Linked DNA regions of Mus musculus: all the other regions are linked to region 3. Evidence: chromatin loops called from intact Hi-C (ENCODE). Cell type or tissue: heart. All regions are shown on one strand.

Region 1 (8,000 bases), 59 kb before region 3:
CTGTCACCTGCTGCCCCTATTGGTGTCAATGTACACTCAAATTCCTGCCCCCACCTAGCTTATAGGGTGCTAGGCACAGCCATTTTAGTTTACAGCATCTGTGTGTCTTCCCCCAAGAGGCTCATTAGCCATAGGACTATAAGACCACAGGATGATACTGCCATTCCTTAGTATAGACACCCAACAAGGGTAGTCTTAAAACCATGCTCTAGCCCTGTGGGATGGGATCAGCTGATCAGCCATCTATCCCTGTCCCCCAGAGACTCTTGGTGTACATGCTTTTCTTACTGGTGACGCTGCTGGCCAACTATGGGGATGCTTCTTGCCATGGTCACGCCTATCGCCTGCAGAGCGCCATCAAGCAGGAGCTGGATAGCCAAGCCTTTCTGGCCATCACCCGGTAGGGACACTCAGGACACATACATTCATGCACTGGGACAGGGTGGCACTTATGCCCACCAATGCCCACTTTTGTTTTGTCTTTAGTCCATCCCACCCTGTAGGGAATATTTGGAAGTGTCTAGAATCAAGGGTGTCCTACAATTCATGAGCCACATGTAACCTGGGGTAGCTATGAGTGAGTCCTAACACAGAATCATACATTTTCTATTTAAAGCATGAGATGTTTTATGGGTTTTTTTTTCTGTTGTTGTTATTTTTTATTTCTGATTCCGTTTAAATTCAGTTGTATAGCTCTCAAGCATGATCTTTATAGACAACAACATGTCACAATGTCATACAAAATGAACCCGTGTAATGGAAACCTCTGTGTGGCCCAGAGAAGCAAATGATGCCTGATCTAGATACTGCTTGGTGGTCAGAATCAGAAATGTGCTGGGATACCCAATGGGTAGGGAATTGGAACACTGCTTAGTCTTCTGTGGTACACAGCATATCAGGGCAATTATCTGTCCCAAATGACATCAGTCCAGAAGTAGGGAAACATGGGCCCAGCTTTATCCCTTCCTGCTGCTACAGCAGCACTTCCTGGACCCTGACAGCCTTGATCTCAGTTACTGACTATTGTTGGCAGGTCTGATGAGTTCTGGCCATGGATGTCACATGTGTTCTTGCCCTATGTCCATGGGAACCAGTCTAGCCCTGAGCTGGGCCCTCCACGGCTACGGCAGGTGCGACTGCAGGAAGGTAAGCTGGGGATGGTGGTCCATGTTCTGTCACCCTGCTGGGGATGGTGGTCCATGCTCTGTCATCCTTCTGCTTCCTTAGCAACCTGCAGCTGAGCTATTTGAACTCTACTTAACTGTATAACTTTTGTCCTCGTTAGTTTTCTTCTGTTGCCTTTTTTAAAAAAAGATTTATTTATTATTACATGTAAGTACACTGCAGCTGTCTTTAGACACACCAGAAGAGCGCATCCAATCTCATTACTGATGGTTGTGAGCCACCACGTGGTTGCTGGGATCTAAACTCAGGACCTTCAGAAAAGCAGTCAGTGCTCTTAATCGCAGAGCCATCTCTCCAGCCCCTTCTTTTGCTTTTTTATAACATCATAATTGCCTCATGGTTGGCTAGGAGATTTGGGGAGGTCACAGCACAGGACCTCCGCTCAGTTGAAGAGCGAGTCACCCATTGGGTATGTCCTGAGTCCTGGCTCTCTGCTTTCTAGCATTCTGCCCAGACCCTTCTAGCTCGGAGCACATGTGTTCAGCGGCAGGAAGCTTGAGCACCAGTGACTATGGCATTGGCTGGCAGAGTGTGGTGCAAAATGGCTCTGAGACATGGGCCTACTCTGCACCGGACCTGCTGGGGTGAGTAGAACAAGAGCCTAAGGCCCCACCTGGGTGACGTTCTCCAGAGAATCTTCTGGCCCCCTTGGGGGCATGCCTATCAGATACTCTCAGGACTAGGGAGTTTCCAACCCTGCCCTGTCTCCACAGCGCCTGGTACTGGGGCTACTGTGCAGTGTATGACAGTGGGGGCTACATACAGGAGTTAGGACTGAGTCTGGAGGAGAGCCGTGCACGACTGGGCTTCCTGCAGCTGCACAACTGGCTTGACAGCAGGTGGGTGCTGAGTTGGGAAATGGGTAGGAAAGTAGCCACTCCCTTGGCAGGCTCTGAGCCTCACTTGTAGCCTGCTGCCCCCATGCCTAGCCCTGAATCCCCTGTGCCCCTCCCTCCCTCCCTCCGGTGTCTCCCGTGTCCTGTATCCTATGCTCCTGTGCACACGGCCCCTCATGCTGACAGCACCCTCCATGCAGGAGCCGTGCAGTGTTTGTAGAACTCACCCGCTACAGCCCTGCTGTGGGGCTCCATGCTGCTGTTACACTGCGCCTCGAGTTCCCTGTAGCCGGCCATGCACTGGCTGCCTTCAGTGTCCGCCCATTTGCGTTACGGCGACTCAGCACTGGCCTGTCTCTACCACTGCTCACCTCGGTATGCCTTTCTACTTGACATCTTTCCTCGGGATCCTGATCATGCCCACAGGAATCTGAACACTTGACAACACCCGTCACGTATCTCCTTTCAACCTCCTCCCCCCACCCCCAGGTGTGCTTGCTGCTGTTTGCCCTATACTTTTCCATGGCCGAGGTGCAGACCTGGCGCAAAGATGGGTGTGCGTGCACAGCAAGGCCTGACACCTGGGCACGGTGCCTACTGGTGATACTGACAGCAGCTACAGGGCTTGTACGCCTGGCCCAGCTGGGCATTGCTGATCGCCAGTGGACCCATTTTGTGCAGGACCATCCACGCCACTTCACTAGCTTCGACCAAGTGGCTCAGCTGGGCTCTGTGGCCCGTGGCCTGGCAGCTTCACTACTCTTCCTGCTTTTGGTCAAGGTGAGGTCAAAGGTGGGGTCTGGTGGTGACTAGGATCAGACTGCCATGGCTGGGGAGAAAGCTGACTGCCTCCTATCCACAGGCTGCCCAGCAGCTGCGGTTTGTGCGCCAGTGGTCTGTTTTTGGCAAGACATTGTGTCGGGCCTTGCCCGAGCTCATGGGAGCCACCTTGGGCCTGGTGCTGCTTGGTGTGGCCTATGCACAGATGGCCATCCTGGTAGGTCGCTGTTTGTGGTATCCCAGGGAAGGGCCTCCCCCAGGCTATGCCTTCACCTGCATCTCTTTTTCCATAGCTTATTTCCTCTGGTGCTGACACTCTCTACAACATGGCCCGTGCCTTCCTGGTGCTGTGCCCTGGGGCGAGGGTCCCCACTCTGTGCCCTTCAGAGTCCTGGTACCTGTCCCCTCTGCTGTGTGTGGGGCTCTGGGCTCTGCGAGTGTGGGGTGCCCTGAGGTTAGGGGCTATCCTCCTGCGTTGGCGGTACCACGCCTTGCGTGGCGAGCTCTACCGCCCAGCATGGGAACCCCAGGACTATGAGATGGTGGAGCTTTTCCTGCGTAGGCTTCGGCTCTGGATGGGCTTCAGCAAGGTCAAGGAGGTGGGTACGGCCCAGTGGGGGGGAGAGGGACACACCCTGGGTCTCGCGAGCCCAGGGTGCAGCCGGACTGACCGAGCCCCTGTGCCGCCCCCAGTTCCGCCACAAAGTCCGCTTTGAAGGAATGGATCCACTGCCTTCCCGCTCATCCAGGGGCTCCAAGTCATCCCCAGTTGTGCTCCCACCTAGCTCAGGCTCAGAAGCTTCACACCCATCCACCTCGTCCAGCCAACCAGACGGGCCGAGCGCCAGCTTAAGCCGCTCGACGCTGAAGCTGGAACCAGAGCCCTCTCGCCTCCATGCTGTGTTTGAAAGTCTGCTTGTCCAGTTTGACCGACTCAACCAGGCCACAGAGGACGTCTACCAGCTGGAGCAACAACTCCAGAGCCTTCAAGGCCATGGGCACAATGGACCTCCTTCCTCTCCCTCCCCTGGCTGCTTCCCAGGCTCTCAGCCAGCTTTGCCCAGCCGCCTTTCTCGGGCCAGTCAGGGGCTGGATCAGACTGTAGGCCCCAACAGGGTGTCCCTGTGGCCTAATAACAAGGTCCACCCCAGCAGCACTTAGGCCCTAGGGGTCTTGGCCATTCCCTTCCCTGGGAATGCCTGAGCTTCACACTGGCCTCTCAGAGCCAGGGTGGACACCACTCAGTATTACCTTCTGCTGCCCTCTAGGTTGGGCCAGGCAGAACGGCTGCATGCCAGTTCTTTTGGGTACAGGTATTGCTGCCTTCCTTACCTGTCCACATATGGGGCTTCTGCACTTTAAAAAGGCTGTGTGGCCAGCCAGGACCCAGGGTCCCCTCCCCACAGGAGGACACAGCAGTATTGGACCAAGTGAGTACCCAGCCTCCAAGATGCTAATTTATTCGCCCCCCCTCCCCCCAAGTCCTCAGGTTCAGCGGGCTGCGCCCAGCTCTACCCCTAGGTGGCCATCTCCTCTTGCTAAAAATCTAAGCTGGAGGGAGGGCTAAGCTACACTTCTCCTTTATCCGTCCCCTAAGTTATTACCTCTCTTGTTTCTGCAGCATACTTGCCCTCTAGCTACCATCTGCTTTCTATGTCCACCATCAATAATTTATATGGGGTTAAAATGTATATATTTTTGTATGTCAGTATTTTCTACTTGGGCTGAAAATGGGTCCATTGTTACCCAGGGCAGGGGTACAGGGGAAGCTGCAGCTATTACTGGATCCGAGTCTGGCCTCGGGCAGGTGCTGGACAGCAATTGGGGCCACCGTGGCCTTGTTTTCCTCCCTTGTCTGGGGCCAGGCAGCACGCAGATCTGCTGGTTTCAGATCTGAGCAAGGGCAGGACTACTGTGGGATGAAAGATGCCAAGAAGTTACTGGACAAGCCCACCAATGGGGCTTGCCCCCATGGCGGGTGGGGGAAAGAGAATGTATGTGATGGCACCTGCCTGCTTCTGTGGGCTCATCTGCAGCTCTAGCCTGGATTCTGCCCCAACCCCAAACAGACAAGACAAAGTCAAATAAAGAAGCTGTCTGACTGCTGTCTGTGCTGCTCTCTGAACTCCACGGGCCAGATGTGCGTGTGCAGTTTATTTCATGTAGGAGTACAGTCAGGATAGCTACATGGCTGGCCACAGGACTCTAGTCATGGATCTGCTGGCCTCACACAAACTCTGTGAAGTCATCCACGGAGGAAATGAGGCGCTTCCGCTGGCCTGTTTCATAGGTGGGTGTAGCCTCAGGGGCTTGAGCTGGGGCTTTGGTGTGGGCTGGAGGGTGCATCAGAGGCAAGCTTGGGTTGGAATAGTGCACCTCTTCACGGATCTAGAGAGAGAGAAAGCTCTGGCAGTGAGTCCGGAAGTTCTGTTCAACCAGACTCAGACATCGCATCTCTGAAGCCTGTCCTCCCTACCCTCTGGCGGAGACGCTTAATGTGGCGGAGTCTTGCGATCCACTTGGAGGGATAGATGTCAGTGGGGTTGGATCGGCTGTGGTGTACCTGTGAGGCCATCTGGAGGTGACAGAGCAGGATGGTGACAGTGAGCTCCATCACAACAGGGAGCGCCCACACGACTATCTCCCCAGGCTGCCGCCACCACTCACATTTGCATGCAGGGCCATCTGTCGGGCCACAAAGGACAGGTTGCGGTCAGACACAATCTTGGCCACACTGGTGTCCACGAGGCCTTCCATGTCTGTGGAGACACAATGCTCATACCCAGCTCAGGCCAAAACTGCCACCCTACCCAGCCTGGGCCTCACCTTTCCTGCACTGCAGGGTCAATAGGTTGCACTTGTAGTCCAGCGGTGTGATGATCACATGGACAAAGTTGAACTGGCCCTGCCCAAAGGAGAGGAAAGTCACCCGGCATGAGCATGTGCTGAAGGCCACGCTGCTTCCCCACTTGCCTTTGACATCTCTGGCTAAACATGCAGGTTTATGTGTTTAGCATAAAACATACACCCTGCCTTGCAGGCTTCCGACTGTGCCTAAGGACAGAGCTGAGGGTGTTCTCCCAGGACGATACTGCCCATGGGCCCTTACACTAGCTTCCCAGAGCCCTGCCTCATCTCCTCTCAGTTGTGATACGTGCAGACCCAAGTGTGCTACAATGTGTCCAACAAGGACCCTTAAAAGCCACTGTAAGCAGACAGTACACTCCTGTTGAGCACTGTACACCCACCAGGACATATTCACCTAGTTAGTCTTGAGGGCCACAGCTCATCCTATATATGAAGGAAGGTTTTGTGATCATGTCTCCTGTGTCTCTGATAGCCTGTCCCAGTGCATGGGGCTCCCAAAAGTGTACCCTCCCAAGACACTCAAGGCCACTTCAAAATACATCAGCAGGCATTTTTGTAGACCGCCTGGGCTGCTGCTGAGTCTGGTGATGGCAGTGGCAGAGCACAGCCATTGCCTAGGCAATCGCACATGGAAATCTCACTCACCTTAATGGTGCCCAGTTTGAAGTCCTCACCAGAATCATTGTAGATGATAGAAACAAAGTCATTGCCCAGGTGCCGTTTCTTGTCACAGCGGTGCTTGTCCACATCCTTGGTGGGCATCAGGGTGGCAATGTGGAAAACAGCTGTAGAGTGGGTGACACTGGACTGGGTGCCAGGACAGGACACCAAATGCTGGACTTTAGGGCCCAGGCTCAGACCTCTGTATCCCTCCAGATTTCCTGATTTTTTTCCAGAGGCAGGGCTTGGAAGCAGGCCTACCTAGAGGAGTACACACCTTGCATGATGTCATCATGCCAGCAGTAGGTGAACTGTCCATCCTCGCCACATACATCCAGTCCACCTAAGTACACCTTGTCTGGTTGGCAGTCCTTGAGCTCAATAAGCCGACCCAGGCCTGTCAGAAACTCCGTGTACCTGTAAGAGCCATGCTCATTTGACAGGATGGCCAGCTCACTGCTGCTCTGTGGGGAAATCCAGGGAATGAGAATAGTTAACAGTTCAGAGTCACCTGGCAGGCTCGGCACGGATGGAAAGCCATCCCCCACTCAATACTGTCATGCTTACAGCTGTCCAGTCTATAGACCTGGGTGCCACCTGGCCTCCCTCCCTTCTCTACCCGTAATACATTCAGCTAGCAAAATCAACATACCCAGAACCTTAGCACTGCTTCATATCCTTGCAACCAAACCCAATCCTATTCCTCTCGCTAGGATAGTGATCACCTAACTCCATCAAGGCACTACACAGCAGAGGGATACTTTTCAAAATGCCGGCATTAATAACGGTGGCTCAAAGTAGTCCAGGGTCCCTACCTCATAAGAAAAGTATGGCTCATGTTTATATATTGGGCTGTGAGATTGTCCATGATGACCCTCTGTCCTGCCACTTAGCTACACTCATTCAGTGGCCCATCCTGGGACCTCAGAACTCTGCTATTGCATGTATGCACCCTGCAGTTCTCACAGCTCTGCATATCAACCCATTGGCCTGTCATGGCTGTGTTTCTGGCTCAGGACTCAACAAGCTCCCAGTCCTCCAAAGTATCAAAGAATCAGAGACTGAACTCTGACCTACTGCTGAGCCTCAGTAGTCCTATGCTGACCCCAGGGCCTTACCTGGCCTTCTCCCACATACAGGACAGCAATCTTGTGAGTGTCATAGGATGGAATCTGGTCAAGCAGCTGTACTGACCGTTCAAAGGACTGCAGGCACACAGAGTCTATGTGAGTTCAGGGCAGACACTACCCTGCCACCAGCCACCAACCCAGACAGCTACATAGCACCAGTCCTCAGGATGATTGTCTCCACCCAAGAGGGGACAGACCCTCTGTGACCCCACCCCTACTGTGGCAGAGAGAAGGCCGGCCTACCTCATTGGGCAATAGGATGGGCTTATTGGACTCATCACCAAAAAAGGGCGAATGGTAGAGCTGTAGGAACACAAAGCTACAGAGAAAGCATTGGTCAGGGCGGGGCCGATGGCAGGACCTAAACTCTACGGCCAAGGACCCACCCTCCTTATGGCTCCCACCAGCTACAGGAAGACACAATTCATGACTGCCTGTTCTCCCGTGCAGTGTATGGGAGCTCCAGCCAAGAAGAAAGTGTATCCCCTGGAGTTGGTAGCAACCTGGGATTTGTGCCCACCTAGGGTTGATGCCTGGCACC
Region 2 (8,000 bases), 110 kb before region 3:
GCCAAGACTATCCAGAGAAACCCTGTCTTGGAAACAAACAAGATGGCAAGGGTGCTGGTATTTTCCCTGGTGATAGAGTGGGTCTGTGTCTCCTCCCCTTGAACCTGGGCAGAAGTGATCCCAGATTCTTGCACCCTGAGACAGTGGTTTTCAGGATCTGGGTACCATGATGAGAGAACACTCAGGCTGAGTACACAGGAGCCCAGGAGATGATGCCATATACAAGAGGGTTTCACTATGAAGACCAGACTGGCCTCAAGCTCACAATCTTCCGGCCTCAAGCCTTCCAAGTGCTGCAATTCTAGCAGGCCGCCATGTTCCTCTAGAGGCGAGCCTTTTAAAACCATAGTTTCCTAAGCATTTGGGAGATGTTTGTTACATGGCAATAAATGAGTAATTGCAGCTCAGAGCAAGCTTGAGGCTAGGAGCCAGTTGGGTAAGAAAGGATGTGACAGCCTTAGTCTGGCTTTAGAGCCCTCCAAACTTTGAGATCTTCAAACTTGAGCACAGCTTGTAGGGACCAGTCCCTGAACTGGCCCCCTGGAAAGTGTGGTCCAGACTTCAGCCTTAGAATACAAAGAAGATGAGGTGCAGCACATGTCCTTGTCTCCAAGTGAGTGGAGCCACCCAGGTCTCGCTGAGCCCTTGCCCTTGGTCTCTCATGCCTCTCAACTCCTGCAAACTTCTAATTGGTCTTCCTGGGAGATGCCCTAATATAGCATGTCCAGGGAGTCCCAGCCTAGCCTGTCTCTCTCATTCCCCCTAGGCTTTTAGCTTTACCCCAAGCCCAGAGTCTGGACTACGCTGGAGAACAGGCAAGAATGCGAGCCATCTCCTTGACCTTGCAGGTTCTGCTTAGAACCTTGCTCCTCACACTCCTGCCCCTGCTTCCTGCACCTGGATGTTCTCCAGTGCCCCCCCCCTCACACTCCTGCCCCTGCTTCCTGCACCTGGATGTTCTCCAGTGCCCCCCCTCACACTCCTGCCCCTGCTTCCTGCACCTGGATGTTCTCCAGTGCCCCCCCCTCACACTCCTGCCCCTGCTTCCTGCACCTGGATGTTCTCCAGTGCCCCCCCTCACACTCCTGCCCCTGCTTCCTGCACCTGGATGTTCTCCAGTGCCCCCCCTCACACTCCTGCCCCTGCTTCCTGCACCTGGATGTTCTCCAGTGCCCCCCCTCACACTCCTGCCCCTGCTTCCTGCACCTGGATGTTCTCCAGTGCCCCCCCTCACACTCCTGCCCCTGCTTCCTGCACCTGGATGTTCTCCAGTGCCCCCCCCCAGCTTCTGTACCCAGCTGGGAGCAGACCCTTGTGCTGCCCACTCTTTTCCCCTCTGGCTAGGATTGAGCAGCAGAAAGTTAGCCTGGGCTGCAGGGGTCCTTTGGGAAGCAGAAGCAAAGCCCCCAACACTTGTGTTCTCAGAGAAATCAACCCTGTGCAACTCAGCTGCCTGCTATCTCAATGCCAGAGGGCAGAGGTCCCTTTCTTGCTGTGTGACCCTGGGCATTTGGCATCGTCTCTCTGGCCCTAACTTCCTGTTCCATAAAATGTGGGGGAGGATTTGCTCTCCAAGGGCCCTTCCTGCTCAAACACCTTATGTTCTATGAAATCCTTGTGAAAGTTGCCATGGAAACGTCAGAAGAACTGCAACAGCTCTGAATTGTATGAGAGAGGAGAGAGAGAGAGAGAGAGAGAGAGAGAACACTGAGTCACCCTAGAAAAGAGGTGATGTCAGAGACTCTGGCACCCAGATGTAAACGGTCCAAATATATTCCAAATTTATTTTTCTCTTGAAAAGATACTCCCAGGAGTCTACTCATCTTGGTGGCCCTAATTTGGTATCCCTCGTGTCCTGCTGGCTGGCAGTAACAGGTGAGTTGCTCCTTTGGAGGTTAAGACCACGGTGCCTTATGAGGCAGAGGCGCTCACCACACTCGAGATGTGCACAGCCACAGCCAGAGGACTGGAGTGGAACTGAAGCAGAGCTGCACTTAGCAGGACGGGATTCTATCCTGAGCACTGAAAATAAAACCCACATTCTCTGTGTTCTTGGGGGCCATGGTCCCTAAGTCTGTACTCCTATGGAGTCAGGGACCAGTTCTCAGCAGTTGGCTCTCAGTTCCTGAGTGGGACCCTCTTGTCAACAGAGGAGCCTGAGTGGGGTCTTATGGATCCACATTCTCAAACAACATAGGAGATAGAAGCATTATCACAAACTGACCAAATAGTTCTTTGCTTTACCACATAATCCCTAGAGCCAACAATGACTGGCTTCTCTAGGAATGGTGTCTTCTCTTTTTTTCTTTACAGGGGGAGAAGGGAGGTGCTTTTTGATACAGGGCCTATGTTGCCTGGCTTTGTCAAAAATAGTTTTATGGATATGTAGGTAATATAATACCCGAGAATTGCATATGTTTAAAGTATACGAGTTGAAGAGCTAGGGAGATGGCTTAATGTGCACTGTGTAAACCTAGCAAACTTAAGGACCTGAATTCTGACCCCAGCACCCATATTAAAGGGGGAGGGGGAGGGGGGCTGACTCAGCACTATGTGTCTGCTGTAACCTTGGAGCTCACAAATGGAAATAGGGGGATTCCAGGGACTCAGTGGTAAGCTAGTCTGGCTAAAACATTAAGCTCTAGGTTCAATGAGAGACTGTCTCAAAAACTAGGATAGGCCGGGTGATGGTGGCGCACGCCTTTAATCCCAGCACTTGGGAGGCAGAGGCAGGTGGATCTCTGAGTTCGAGGCCAGCCTGGTCTACAGAGTGAGTTCCAGGACAGCCAGGGCTACACAGAGAAACCCTGTCTCGAAAAGCCAAAAAACCAAAAAACAACAACAATAAAAACAAACAAAAAACAAAAACAAACAAAAAAAAACCAAACCTAGGATAGGACGGGAGAGATGACTCCAAGCTTAGGAACACTTGCTGCTCTTACAAAGGACCTGGGTTCCATTTCCAGTAGTTTACAGGGGTCTGTATTTGCTTTTCCAGAGGATTCACCGCCCTCTTCTGGCTTCTGTGTGCACTGCATGAATGTGATACACTTCCATACATGCAGGTAAAACACTCATACACATAGAATAAAAACAAATAAATAATTAAAAAATAGTAATAGCCGGGCGTGGTGGCGCACGCCCTTAGTCCCAGCACTTGGGAGGCAGAGGCAGGCGGATTTCTGGGTTCGAGGCCAGTCTGGTCTACAAAGTGAGTTCCAGGACAGCCAGGGCTACACAGAGAAACCCTGTCTCAAAAAACAAACAAACAAACAAACAAACAAACAATAATAATAATAATAATAATAATAATAATAATAATAATAATAATAACAAGCTTGGTAGTGGTGGCACATAACTTTAATCCTAGAACTCAGGAGGCAGAGGTAGAGGTGGACAGATCTCTGTGAGCTCATGGCCAGCCTGGTGCACCTAGTTCCAGGACATAGTGAGACCCTGTGAGGGGGTTGGGAGGAGGTGGCAGTGCTAGGGGGATGCAAGCAGCAGAGGCGTGTCCATATGCACACATGCACTTATGCACACATGCACACACCACACATATGCACACAAGGAGAGCATACAGTTTAATAATATGGAGCTTTCTCATCTGGGCATAACATGGCCATCACAATCTTGAAGTCAAAGCAGCTATGATTATCGTCAGGAAACGCTCACAAGACTGGGTCCCTATACCACTTCCTCCTGAGAGGCGCTGGGGAGAGCTTCCACAAGACACACACAGTCCCTCATATTCTGGGAGAAAAGACTCTTACTCTTTCTTACAGGGGCACAGTTACCTTTAAGTTGCTCGTGGTCTATTAGTAACCACAGTTACATTTATTGATCCCACCCAGCTAGACTTGGGGGGAATCCTGTGTCTGTCTATTACTACCCTCCCTATCTGAGGTGTAGAAATAGAGTCCTGGGCTGGAAAGATGGCTCAGTGGTTAAGAGCGCCGACTGCTCTTCCAAAGGTCCCGAGTTCAAATCCCAGCAACCACATGGTGGCTCACAACCATCCATAACGAAACCTGATGCCCTCTTCTGGAGTGTCTGAAGACAGCTACAGTGTACTCACATAATAAATAAATAAATCTTTTAAAAAAATTGTTAAAAAAAAAAGAAAAGAAATAGAGTCCCCAGGGAAAGTCAGGCCACAGAAATGTTTTAGTATTTTTATTTTATTTTATTTTTATTTTTAGTATTTTTATTTTTATACATCCATGAAACCATAGTGAGAATACATCAGCCAAGACAAAAGCATACCTGATCCTCATTGTCACTTAGTATTGGGATGTATAGCTTTGTAGAGACCTTCTGTCTGTGGAGAACTCCTAGGCCTTCCTGCTCAGGTGGGAGTTCCTGGTTTAGGGTGGCCTTGGAGAGCCTCGGTGGTGTGTCTGTAGCCTCCAAGACCAGGAGTAAAGAGCACAAAAGAACCTCTAGGGGCGCTATTGCACTAGGCCTTGCTCTGCGTGCTAAAGTGGGTATTGTCTGCTGCCTTGCTGTTACCTAAGAATTTCTTCTGACCTTGTGGAATATCTGCATTCTAGAATATACTTAATAGCTCTGTTATACATTCATATTGATTGGTCTCCATCTCAGAAATCTGCCTGCCTCTGCCTCCCAAGTGCTGGGATTAAAGGCGTGCGCCGCCACACCCTGCCAGCCTGGTCTTAAACTCCAAGATTTGTCTATTTCTGCCTCCTGAGGGCTGGCCTATTTTCTTGTATGGCATGAATACTGTGATCCTAGTTCATGTTTTCCTGTTGTTCCTGTGTTTGTGTGTGTATGTGTTCAATTTATGTGTATGTGTGTTTTGCTAGCATTTATGTCCATGTACGATATATGTCCCACAAGGTCAGAAGAGAGTGTTGGATCTCCTGAAACTGGAGTTACAGACCATGGTGAGCCACTGGATGGGTCCTCTGGAAAAGAGCCGGTGCTTTTAACCTCTGAAACATCTTTCCAGCCACTCATTTTGTGTGTTTTGTTGGCCCTACTGATCTGCTCTTTCTCTTCCTTCCTTCTTTTTCTGGTTTGAATATTTTCCTGAACTGATCGGGTTTTCTTGTTTCTTTGTTTCCCTTTCTGGTTTCTTTTATATTATTAGTTACTATGGTTTGTTTATCTATCTATCTATCTATCTATCTATCTATCTATCTATCTATCTATCTATCTATTTTAAAACCCCGATATTTTGGGTATGGTGGCACACAGCTGTAATCCAAGTATCCTGAAGGCTGAGAGAGGAGAATGGCTACAAGCACGGACTGAGCTGTAAAGTGAAACTTTGCTTCAAAAAAAAAATTACCAGCTGTAGCTGTTTATGCCTTTAATCCTAGCCTTGGGAGGTAGAGGCAGGCTGATCTCTAAGTTTAAGGCCAGAGTGGTCTACAGAGAAAGTTCCAGGACATCCAGGGCTACATAGGGAAACTCAGCTCAAAAAGCCAATAATAATAATAATAGTAGTAGTAGTAGTAGTAGTAATAGTTAATAGAGCCAGGCATGGTGGCACATGCCTTTAATCCCAGCACTTGGGAGGCAGAGGCAGGCAGATTTCTGAGTTCGAGGCCAGCCTGGTCTACAAAGTGAGTTCCAGGACAGCCAGGGCTACACAGAGAAACCCTGTCTTGAAAAAGCAAAAGAAAAAAAAATTAATAGAATCTAGACGTACATAATATACTATGCCTTTAATCCCAGCACTTTGCAAAGGCAGGTGGATCTGAGTTCAAGACCAGCCTTGTCTACAGAGCTAGTTCTAGGACAGCTAGGATGACACAGTGAAATCTTATATGTGTATAAAACAAAACTAAAAGTGTCTGTGTAAAAAAAATAATTCAATTGTTTGGATTTTTTTTGTTTTGTTTTGTTTTTTGTTTTTCGAGACAGGGTTTCTCTGTATAGTCCTGGCTGTTCTGGAACTCACTCTGTAAACCAGGCTGGCCTCAAACTCAGAAATCCACCTGCCTCTGCCTTCTGAGTGCTGGGACTAAAGGTGTGTACCACCACGCCAGACCCTCTTTTTTTTTATTTTTCTTAAATGTGATTTTCTACTTTCTTTTCAAAATGCCTTCTTTCTTTCTTTCTTTCTTTCTTTCTTTCTTTCTTTCTTTCTTTTTTTTGATTTATTTATTTTATTTATATGAGTACACTATAGCTGTCTTCAGACACACTACAAGAGTGCATCAGATCTCATTACAGATGGTTGTGAGCTACCATGTGGTTGCTGGGAATTGAACTCAGGACCTCTGGAAGAGCAGTCAGTGCTCTTAACCACTGAGCCATCTCTCCAGTGCTAAATTCCATTTCTTTATTATGATGATGATGATGTGTGAGAATGTGTATGATGTGTGTGGGTATTTGTGTGAATGTCAGAAGACAGCTTCATGGAGTCAGTCTGTCTCCCCACCTTTATATAGGTCCTAGGGATCAAACTAGAGTCACCAGGCTTGTGTAGGAATGCCTTCACCTGCTGAACAGTCTTGTAGGCCCTAAAAGACGTATAATTTTTTCGAAAGAAAAAAAAAAAAGCCAGTCTTGTCTACACAGTGAGCCAATACACAGTGAGACCCTCTTTCTTTCTTTCTTTCTTTCTTTCTTTCTTTCTTTCTTTCTTTCTTTCTTTCTTTCTTTCTTTTTTTTTTTTTTTTTTTTTTTGGTTTTTCGAGACAGGGCTTCTCTGTGTAGCCCTGGCTGTCCTGGAACTCACTTTGTAGACCAGGCTGGCCTCAAACTCAGAAATCCACCTGCCTCTGCCTCCCGAGTGCTGGGATTAAAGGCGTGCATCACCACGCCTGGTTAAGATGTATGGTTTTTAAGACAAAACAAAACAAACAAACAAACAAACAAAAAACAAACCATACTTATTAGGCTAGAGAGATGGCTCAATGGTTAAGAGCACTTACTGGTCTTGCTGGGTTTCTGGTTTGGTTTCCAGCATCCACATCAGGTAGCTCACAGACAATGATAACTCTAGTTTCAGAGGTCTGACGCCTTCTGGCCTCTTTGAGCAAACTACAGGCACACCTATACATAAATCAATACATCTTTTAAAAACTTAGGGGACAAAATGATGGCTTGGCAGTTAAGATCACTGGTTGTAGTCAGGCAGTGGTGGCACACACCTTTGATCACAGCACTTAGGAGAGGCAGAGAAACCCTGTCTTTAAAAAAAAAAAGGCTGGGCACTTGTGGCACTCACCTTTAATCCCAGCATTTAGGCAGAGGCAGAGGCAGGTGGATTTCTGAGTTCAAGGCCAGCCTGGTCTACAGAGTGAGTTCCAGGACAGCCAGGGCTACACTGAGAAATTCTGTCTCAAACAGCAAACAAACAAAAAAGTATGCTCTTGCAGAGGACTTGAATTTGGTTCCTGCACACTGACTTCAATTTTGGAGGATCAAATGATTCTTTTGACCACTGTGGGTACACTGAGGTCTGAGTACACACACACACACACACACACACACACACACACACACACACACACACACACAAATCATAAATTAAAAAAAAAAAAACAGAAAATAGCGGGGCGTGGTGACACATGCCTTTAATCCCAGCACTCGGGAGGCAGAGGCAGGTGGATTTCTGAGTTCAAGGCCAGCCTGGTTTACAGAGTGAGTTCCAGAACAGCCAGGGTTACACAGAGAAACTCTGTCTCAAAAAAACTAACCAACCAACCAACCAAACAAACAAAAAAACCCAGAAAACGTACTGTCTGGAAATGGGATGAAAGGCATGCAGTATCATATCCAACCATAGCCACTTTCAGGTCATTTAGAGATGATTAGTCTAGGGCTGCATGACATGCTTCTTTAATCCCAGTATTCCAATTCCAGGCCAGACTGGTCCACATAAGGAGATCCATAAAGAGGGGGTAGAAGCTGGGTATAGTGGCACACACCTTTAATCCCAGCGCTTGGGAGGCAGAGGAAGGTGGATCTCCAGGAGTTTGAGGCTAGCCTGATCTACATAGTGAATTCTAGGATAGCCAGAG
Region 3 (8,000 bases):
GAGGTGTGTGCTGTCTTCCTCTTGACCTAGTATGAACCGTACTGAGGACTTTGGTCCCTGAGCTCTAGGTGGTGATCAGCTGTCCCAAATTAAGCCCCACAGGGCTCCCAACGCCGGTTCCTAAGTCTATAGTCCCAATGCACTTAGATTTACAATTGATGAAATTCTCATCTACTCTTACAGGAAAATAGTCCCACTGAAAACCCCTTATGCATTCCTATATGGTTTTCCAAAAAACAGCCCTAGAGAAAACTGACCATTTTACAGATCAGGAAACTGAGGCCTAGAGAAAACCCTCTGCTAGAGTCCAGTACTGTGAGACTGCACTTTCACCTTGAAGCATCCTCCCAACACATAAGACAGCTGAGATCCAGGCTTACCCACAGCCTGCTTCTCCCCAGCCCACAGCTCCTCACTTACCTGGTCCCCCGGCGTCAGGTACAGCCAGCTCAGACAGTTCCCCATGTGGATAGGAGAAGCAGTCCTAGCTCAGTGTTCTCCTCTCCCTCCCCTCTCTCCAGAACCCTTAGCTGAGGCTTTCAACCCCCACCCAAGCACTAGGACCCACCTCTCAGCAGCAGCCCCTTGGGTACCCACACCCTAGCTGCTGCTCCTAAAAGGCACTTAGGCTGAGGATACTTTGTTGCTCCCTGCCTCCAGCCCTCTCTTCAGATTCTAGCTGATGCTGCCACAGGCCTGACTGACCACTTCCATCTATCTGTCTGCCTGCTTATCCAAAGAGTTTGTCTTTCTAGCTTAGGATTGGTTTCACTGAGCCTGGCGTAATGCTGGTTGCCCATGGAGATGGTTAATGTGTATAAACTATGTATATCCCATCCGTGTGAAACTTGGAAGTTATCCCCAGAATAACCAGGAACCTGCCAGACCTGCTAACAGCATCTTTGTGGTCACACTAAAGAGGTTGGCAAGATGGGAGATCTCTAAGCCAGGAATTGAGGAAGGTAGGGGACCTTTTCCCACCCCAACCTCGGGCCCTTCACTGGCTCTCTGTCACCAAAGACTCAGCCCATGACTAAAAATAGGATGGGGGCTTGGGGGAGGGAGGAATAAGGGCAGGAACATGTAGTCTCAGAGGGGCCAGGAGCCAAGGATGATACAGCTCTGCAGTCACAGAGTAATAGCAAAGGAGTTCCTAAAGCGAAAGGGCTGGAAAGTGCCAAGGAAGGTGACAGAAAGGAAGTCTTAGCCCATCAGTGGGCTTGAGCCACAAAGGAAGCCTGGACCAGCAGTGTGAAACAGCAAGGAAGGGAAGCCAGGCCGCCACCAGAAGTCAGCACCTCTGTGGTCTTTGTAGCCAGCCTGGATAGAATATTTCAAAAACAAGAGCAAACAATGGGGCCAGAGAGATGGTGCCTCTGTTGAGAGGACCAGGGTTTGATTCCCAGCAGCCTTCAGGCAGCTTCCAACCATCCATAATGGAATCCAACGCCTCTCTCACAACCATTCATAATCCAAGGGGTCCAGCCTAAGCTACAGGAAGACTGTCTCACAAACAAACACAAACAAACTCAGGGATGAGAATGTAGCTGAGCTGTTAGAGTGCTTGCTCAGCATGCAAAGAGCCCTAAGTTGTATCTCGACCATTCCACAAACCCGCTGGGCATGCTTCTAATCTGAACACTTGGGAGGAAAAAAAAAAAAATCAAGATCATCTTCAACTGCATAGTGACTTTAAGGCCAGCCTGGGCTACATGAGACTCGGTCTCAAGAAAACAAACAAACAAACAAACAAGCAAAACTGATTAAAGAGATGGCTAAGTGGTTAAGAGTATTTACTCTTCCTGCAGAGACCCTCTGTTTGGTTCCCAGCACCTACATGATACCCCACAACTCTCTGTAATTCCAGCTTTAGGGGGATTCAACACCCTCTTCTGGTCTTCGTGGGCAACTTCACTCATGTATGCATACCCCTACACAGACACAGGATTAAAATACACACACCTCACAAACCAAACTGGACAAGAAAGAGCCCATTTAAACAATAAAACAGAGCTCGGTCTAGTGGCTAGTTCCAACACTAGGGAAGCAGAGGCAGTTGGATTTCTGTGAGTTCCAGGCCAGTCAGGACTACACAATGAGATCCTGTATCAAAAATGAAAGAAAGGAAAACAGCCAGGGCAGACCAAGGGTGACCATTTTTTCAAGAGGGAGTTGGTGACAGGCACAGGGGTAGAGGAAAAAGCCTGGTGCAGCAGGGGTGGGGGTCTCTCAAAGACCACACCTCCTGGACCTTCTTCCCTAATTTCCTCCAAGGCTTTAGGCAGACAGAAAACCCCCGTGGACCTGAGAGGCAGGTACAGTGCAAGTTGAGACAGAACGAGACTTGAAGGTATACCCTCCCATGAGGTTAGCACCTCAGAGAATGGGATAGGAAGGCAGGTGGCTAGTGAGGCCTTAAGAGTCCAGAGGGCTTTATCTTTCTTCCTCTTTAAAAGGTGGGGAAACCTAGCCCCCAGGCCGGCAACATCCAAGAAGGTTGAGACAGCATGGGATGCTTAGGGGTATGTTCCCCACCAGGCTTCACCCACCCTACAACCTGCTATACAAATGGCTCACCTGTGTGACAAAGAACTGATATAGCAGTCCTTCCCTCCTCTGGATTATCCAAGGCAACAGAGGTGCCCTGTTGCACCCCTAGTGAGACAGAGGGTTTTTCACTAAACAGTATATATATAAAAAAAAAAAAATAGGAGGCAGAGGCAGGCGGATTTCTGAGTTCGAGGCCAGCCTGGTCTACAAAGTGAGTTCCAGGACAGCCAGGGCTATACAGAGAAACCCTGTCTCGAAACACCACAAAAAAATAAAAATAAAAAATAAATAAATAAAAAATAAAAAATAAATTTTAAAAAATGTATGTGCATCTTTCTTGAAAGCGCCAAGGCTGTGTGTGTGTGGGACCTGGGAAACCCTGTTTCAGGGGAGGAGCCCGTATTCTGACACCTGGTAAAGGCTAGGATCGTCCTGGAAAAGCGCAGCTACCTTAATGGGTAGTAATGGCCCTGCCTACATCTATCAGGTCTCGCTTAAGGCCTCCCTCCAACTACATCACGCCTCTCTTTGGATCCCCAAATTGGAGCAGGCGTGATCAGCGTTACGAAAGGAGAAAGTACAGAAATCCGGAAGAAAAGGGACAGGGCAGGGAGAGAAAGGGTGGAAAGAAGGAACAGGAAACTGACCACCTTCAAGAATTTGGAAACCTCACCCCGCCCCCTTCCCTTCCTTGGCAGTGGACGGCCGACGATAGCTGCGTAGCGCCACCTGGCGGAAGGAAATGTGATTGCTCCATCGCGGGGCAGGACAGGGGCTGGAAGGTTAGGGGTGCGTGGGACACATCGCAGGCAGATAGATAGATCCACCTCATACTTCACTTCCTTAGTTTAGACCAGTTCCACTTCTGTGGGTTTGTTTGTTTGCTGGTTACACCACTCAAGCAGAGGAATGCAAGCCTTGGGGAATAATAGAAAGAGAAGACCTCTAATAGGACTCAGCTAGCTCTGCCCTTCACCCTGGGCCCTGGCACCCACTTCTCTAGAATGAGATTGGTCTAGGCAACCAAACCAAGTCCCCAGCCCTTGTGACCAAACATTTGCCAGCTACTTGGCGTTCCACACCGGCACTGGCAAGCACTGGGTAAACATTGCTCAGACCCAAGGAAACAGAGGTTTGTGTACCTTGGCCTGAGCAAGAGAGGTCCAGAGCTGGAGAAGCCCCTAAAGGATCATTTAAAGAAGCCTGAAGAGTCTTTTGTAATGTACTCTCTAGGATGCTCAGGATACATCTAGCAGGAGGTAGGAAGGACAGAGAACAAATGTAGCCGAGCAGAGAGCGTGAGAGCATTATGCTCACCCCAGGGGCAGTGGGGAGCCAGTGGGATATTGTACACCTGGGAATGACAAGGTCAGGACACTGATGTTTTGAAAGGTTAAATTTGTTGCAAATCACAGCCAAAATAGAGAGAGAGCTGAATATATGAATAAATAATACCTTTAGTCCTAGGGGGCAGGAGGTAGAGGCAGGCAGATCTACAGAGGCCAGCCTGGTCTACAGAGTGAGTTCCAGGACAGCCCGGGCTACACACAGAGAAACATTGTCTCTAAAAAAACAAACAAACAAACAAACAAACAAAAACAAAACAAAAAAAACCCAAACCAAACCAACTGAACAAAAAGAACTGGGAGAAAGGCAGCATTTTTGGGCCCACAAGATCGCTTGAGAGATAAGGCAGTCATATAACCTGAGTTTGATCCCTGGGACCCACAGAGTGGAAAAAGAGCCAACTCCTGCAAGATGACCTCTGGCAGCTACACAGGTGCCTTGGAAGACGTGTACCCACACCCCAAATAAATGAATAGATTAAAAACAAAGATAAACAAAAAGTGTAGAGCCGCTGATATAGCTCAGTGGGTAATGGCTGCAAATTTGTCCCCTGGGACCCACATGGTAGAAGGATAGGACCAATTCTAGCATGTTGTCTTCTGACCTCCGGAAGTGTGTACACACTCACAAGAAAGAAACAAAGACCTCAGCACTCGGGAGGCAGAGGCAGGCGGATTTCTGAGTTTGAGGCTAGCCTGGTCTACAGAGTGAGTTCCAGGACAGCTACACAGAGAAACCCTGTCTAAAAGAAAGAAAGAACGAAAGTACGAAAGTAAGAAAGAAAGAAAGAAGGAAGGAAAGAAAGAAAGAAAGAAAGAGAAGAGAAGAGAAGAAAAGAAAAAAGACAAAAAGAAAGAAAGAAAGAAAGAAAGAAAGGAAGGAAGGAAGAAAGAGAAGAGAAGAAAAGAAAAAAGACAAAAAGAAAGAAACAGGGCTGGTGAGATGGCTCAGTGGATAAGAGCACTGACTGCTCTTCCGAAGGTCATGAGTTCAAATCCCAGCAACCACATGGTGGCTCACAACCACCCATAACGAGATGTGACTCCCTTTTCTGGAGTGTATGAAGTCAGCTACAGTGTACTTACATATAATAAATAAATCTTTAAAAAAAAGAAAGAAACAAAGAGAACAAAAATAAATAAACAAAATGTAATTATAAAATGCAGGAGGCAAAGACAAAGCTCAGGAGTTATATGTGCTTGCTACTCTCTCAAAGGACCCGAGTTCAATCCCAGCACCCACATCACAACCACCTGTTGCTCAAGTCCCAGGAGATCCAATGACCTCTTCTAGCACCCAAGACACTGCCTGCACATGTTACGCTTGAATACGTGCAGGCAACACATATAATTTTTTAAATCTTTTAAAGGCGTGGAGCGCTGACCTATAGGGAGGAGGGCTCTCAGTTGGTAGGAGGACATAGTGGGTCAGGAGTGGCCTGAGTGGGGCAGCAGTCGGGGTCCACCTGTTCTTTGCCTTTGGGAAGTGGATCTAGAGGGGAGCTCACCACATGTTTACAGGGGAATTCCAACAGCAGATGGGGAGGGAGATTTGAGGAGTCCCAGCACTTAGGTCTGAGAAAAGACAGATGCTAGAAGTTTGGAGATGCAGCAGAGGGTGAGGGGTCTAGTTGTGTGAAGCTGGATGAAGCCCAAAGATGTGCATGCATGGGTGTGAGTGTGGTCTCTCTGTGTGTGTGTGTGTGTGTGTGTGTGTGTGTGTGTGTGTGTGTGTGTGTGTGTGTGTGTTCTGTCCCAAGCTAGTCTGGAAATTACTATGTTAATTATGCTGGTCTCAAATTCACAGCAACCACCCTGTCTCAGCCTCTCAAGTACAAGAATTATAGATCTGTGCTTCGATACACAGCTTGATCACATGGGACCAGAGCAAAAGACTGGAAATGCAGAGGAGAATGAGAGTCCGGGAGTGGGGGCTGCGGGGGGGGGGGGTTCCTTCAGAGTGGAAGCCTGGCTATAAAGGAAGCCGGCGCCTTCTGCTTGCTCTCCAGATGCTGACGGGAGGGAAAGGATTCAAGGAAATTCAGGCTTAAAACTAATACCAGAAAGTGGGCGAAATCCTGGTGTGCTGCCTGGGCCAGAGGCAAAGCTCACACTGCAGAAAAGTCTCAGCAATCAGGACAGAGGACAGAGTGAGGGCCACCTGAACACTCCACTCCCTAGTTTCTCCCTCCTGGATGCTTCGATGGTCTGGCCAGACCCAGGGGTGTCTTGCTCTGATCCCGGTAGAAGTTTGGTGGGTGGGTCATCATATTCGGGACCCTGAACACACATGAACAGGGAAGGGAACATACGGAGGAAGCAAGCCAAGGCCCCGGAAGCATCTCAGCTTTGCTCTCCGCACTGTGTCTGTCCCTAAGGACAAACGGATGAGCTGGTCTGGTCAGGGAGGGCTTCCTGACATTTGCCAGGGCGTAGGCGCGCAGCTATGTGCGCTCTGAAGCTAGATGCTAAGTACACAATGAGAAAAAGGGTCACACGCGGGGGCGCAGGAATCAGGTTGGTTTTATTGACCAGACCACGAGGCCTGACTGGAGCTTCAAGCTGTGCTCCTGCCTAGGTCAAGCATGGGGGCGCCATCGGTTCTTGGGCCTGACAGGATCGGCAAAGATGACTTGCTGCAGGAACCATGGCTGGGCACGAAGCGTCTCTCCGAAGGCTCTAGAAAGAACAAAGCAGGACTCTAGAGACAGGGGCAAGGCTCTCCATTCTGTCCTCAGGTTGATATGGAAGGAACTCTGGGAAATTCTCCTAACGTGATGGGAAACAGAATGGGTAGGGGGGGCGTAGTGGCCCACACATGTAAAATCAGCAACCAGGAAGATAGGGAAGCATAATATCAAAAGGGGGGGGCTGGAAAACAGGGTATAACTCAGTAGGCAGAGTGCTTGCTTAGCATATGTGACGTCCTGGGTTCCATTTCTAGTACCACGTAAACCGAGTGTGGTGGTGCACACTTGTAATCCTATCACTTGGTATGTGGGAGAAGGATCAGGAGGAGTTCAGCCTGAGCTACAAGAAAAAGGGAAAAAACAAAAACAACAACAACAAAAACCCACCAGTACCCATAGGCTCGCGGTCTTGTGTGGTCTAAGACCCCTGGAAATTCCCTTGCCAGATGCCACGCCCACCTCCTCTCTTTCCTACTTACCTAGCAGCGGGCTCCTCTGAGATCCAGGAGTGAAGGCTTAGCGACTGCTCCGGTTGGCGGACTCCCTCCAGGTCCCGCGGACTCCAGGGTGCATGGACGGGAAGCCCTGCAGGTGAGCTCCTGCTTCGTACCTCCCACAGCTCCTGCCCTGAGGAAGGAAGCAGGAGAGCGCCGCGGGCGACCGGTCCTGGGAGCCGGGAGAGGGGTCCAGCAGCCCCGCCCAGGGCACGGCGCCACTGGTAGGGCGAGCGGCGCAGCCCCATGAGCAGCCCGGAGGCACGACCCACTGTGTGATAGCGGGGACTCGCCACGTGCTTATACCAGGCGCTGGCGGGCAGCGGTAGCAAGAGCAGAAGCAGCAGCAGGGGCAGCAGGGGCCGGTTCCTGGGAGTCCCGGGCCCAGGGCCCCGCACTTCTCTGTTAGACGCCAGCGCGCTCACGTCAATTGCCCCTTGGAGGGTTAGGACAAGAACTGGGTTTATGTCTCCGAGAACGAGAACGTCGGAGCTCCAGAGGATGGAGAAGACCAGTCAGTTGGTGCGACTACAGCCTTTCAGTGGCCCCGCCCCGGATCGCCCCCGCCGCACATGTCGCACTCACCCAAGGGAGAGGAGGATGGAGAGGGAGGTGAAGAGGGAACCCAGGCAGCTAGAAGCCTCTCAATGAGTAGTTCGCAAGCTGGACTGTGTTTGAAGCTCTAGTGGGGGATCTCCTTGCTTACTCTTTCCTCGCCCCCAGAAAGGGAACTGTCAAGGAGGGAGTTCCGGTACCACGGTCTCAGAATACAAGAATGGGCTGCCAGGGGCAAAAGGATGCCCCCTTGGTAGGAGTTGCTTCAACTGGAGCACTTAAGGAGAGGAGACAGCAGAGTTCTGGTGGGCTAGCATAGGGCAGTTTTGCGCGTGGGGCCACTCTTCCCTGAGGGCTGTACCTCT

Evidence for each region. A loop is a pair of places that touch in the nucleus more often than their neighbours do. Peaks named below come from ENCODE experiments on the same cell type or tissue, not always from the same donor. Only the 100,000 strongest peaks of a DNase experiment are listed, where the experiment ranks them.
Region 1: a loop joins it to region 3, with 2.5 times the contacts of the local background. A loop is called at or near these places in 3 of 42 quality-filtered maps.
Region 2: a loop joins it to region 3, with 5 times the contacts of the local background. A loop is called at or near these places in 29 of 42 quality-filtered maps.

Annotation. Positions count from the first base shown.
Region 1 is chr17:24,591,578-24,599,577 of GRCm38, forward strand. Pkd1 (polycystin 1, transient receptor poteintial channel interacting) reads left to right here. Exons shown (of 46, transcript NM_013630.2): 38 at 261-400; 39 at 1,034-1,146; 40 at 1,628-1,769; 41 at 1,899-2,024; 42 at 2,222-2,396; 43 at 2,511-2,801; 44 at 2,884-3,018; 45 at 3,095-3,400; 46 at 3,495-4,937. The coding sequence ends at 3,962. It overlaps Tsc2 (TSC complex subunit 2), which reads right to left. Exons shown (of 42, transcript NM_001286713.1): 34 at 7,980-8,000; 35 at 7,703-7,778; 36 at 7,448-7,534; 37 at 6,607-6,793; 38 at 6,315-6,454; 39 at 5,628-5,706; 40 at 5,469-5,560; 41 at 5,278-5,376; 42 at 4,239-5,189. The coding sequence ends at 5,028. Among named protein-coding and RNA genes, the nearest start is that of Tsc2, 37 kb to the right of the region's middle. In heart, a CTCF peak has its summit at 4,307; DNase peaks (open chromatin) are centred at 3,614, 4,704, 5,094, 5,354 and 4 weaker places.
Region 2 is chr17:24,536,135-24,544,134 of GRCm38, forward strand. It overlaps Gm33508 (predicted gene, 33508), which reads left to right. Exons shown (of 3, transcript NR_169077.1): 2 at 1,802-1,875. Among named protein-coding and RNA genes, the nearest start is that of Gm33508, 6.2 kb to the left of the region's middle. In heart, CTCF peaks have their summits at 3,021 (motif pointing left) and 4,451; a DNase peak (open chromatin) is centred at 4,447.
Region 3 is chr17:24,650,930-24,658,929 of GRCm38, forward strand. It overlaps Npw (neuropeptide W), which reads right to left and starts at 7,623. Exons shown (of 2, transcript NM_001099664.2): 1 at 7,066-7,623; 2 at 6,400-6,575. The coding sequence starts at 7,496. The coding sequence ends at 6,476. In heart, CTCF peaks have their summits at 3,288 (motif pointing left) and 3,491; DNase peaks (open chromatin) are centred at 3,242 and 3,602; H3K4me3 peaks cover 2,226 bases; H3K27ac peaks cover 831 bases; H3K27me3 peaks cover 4,368 bases.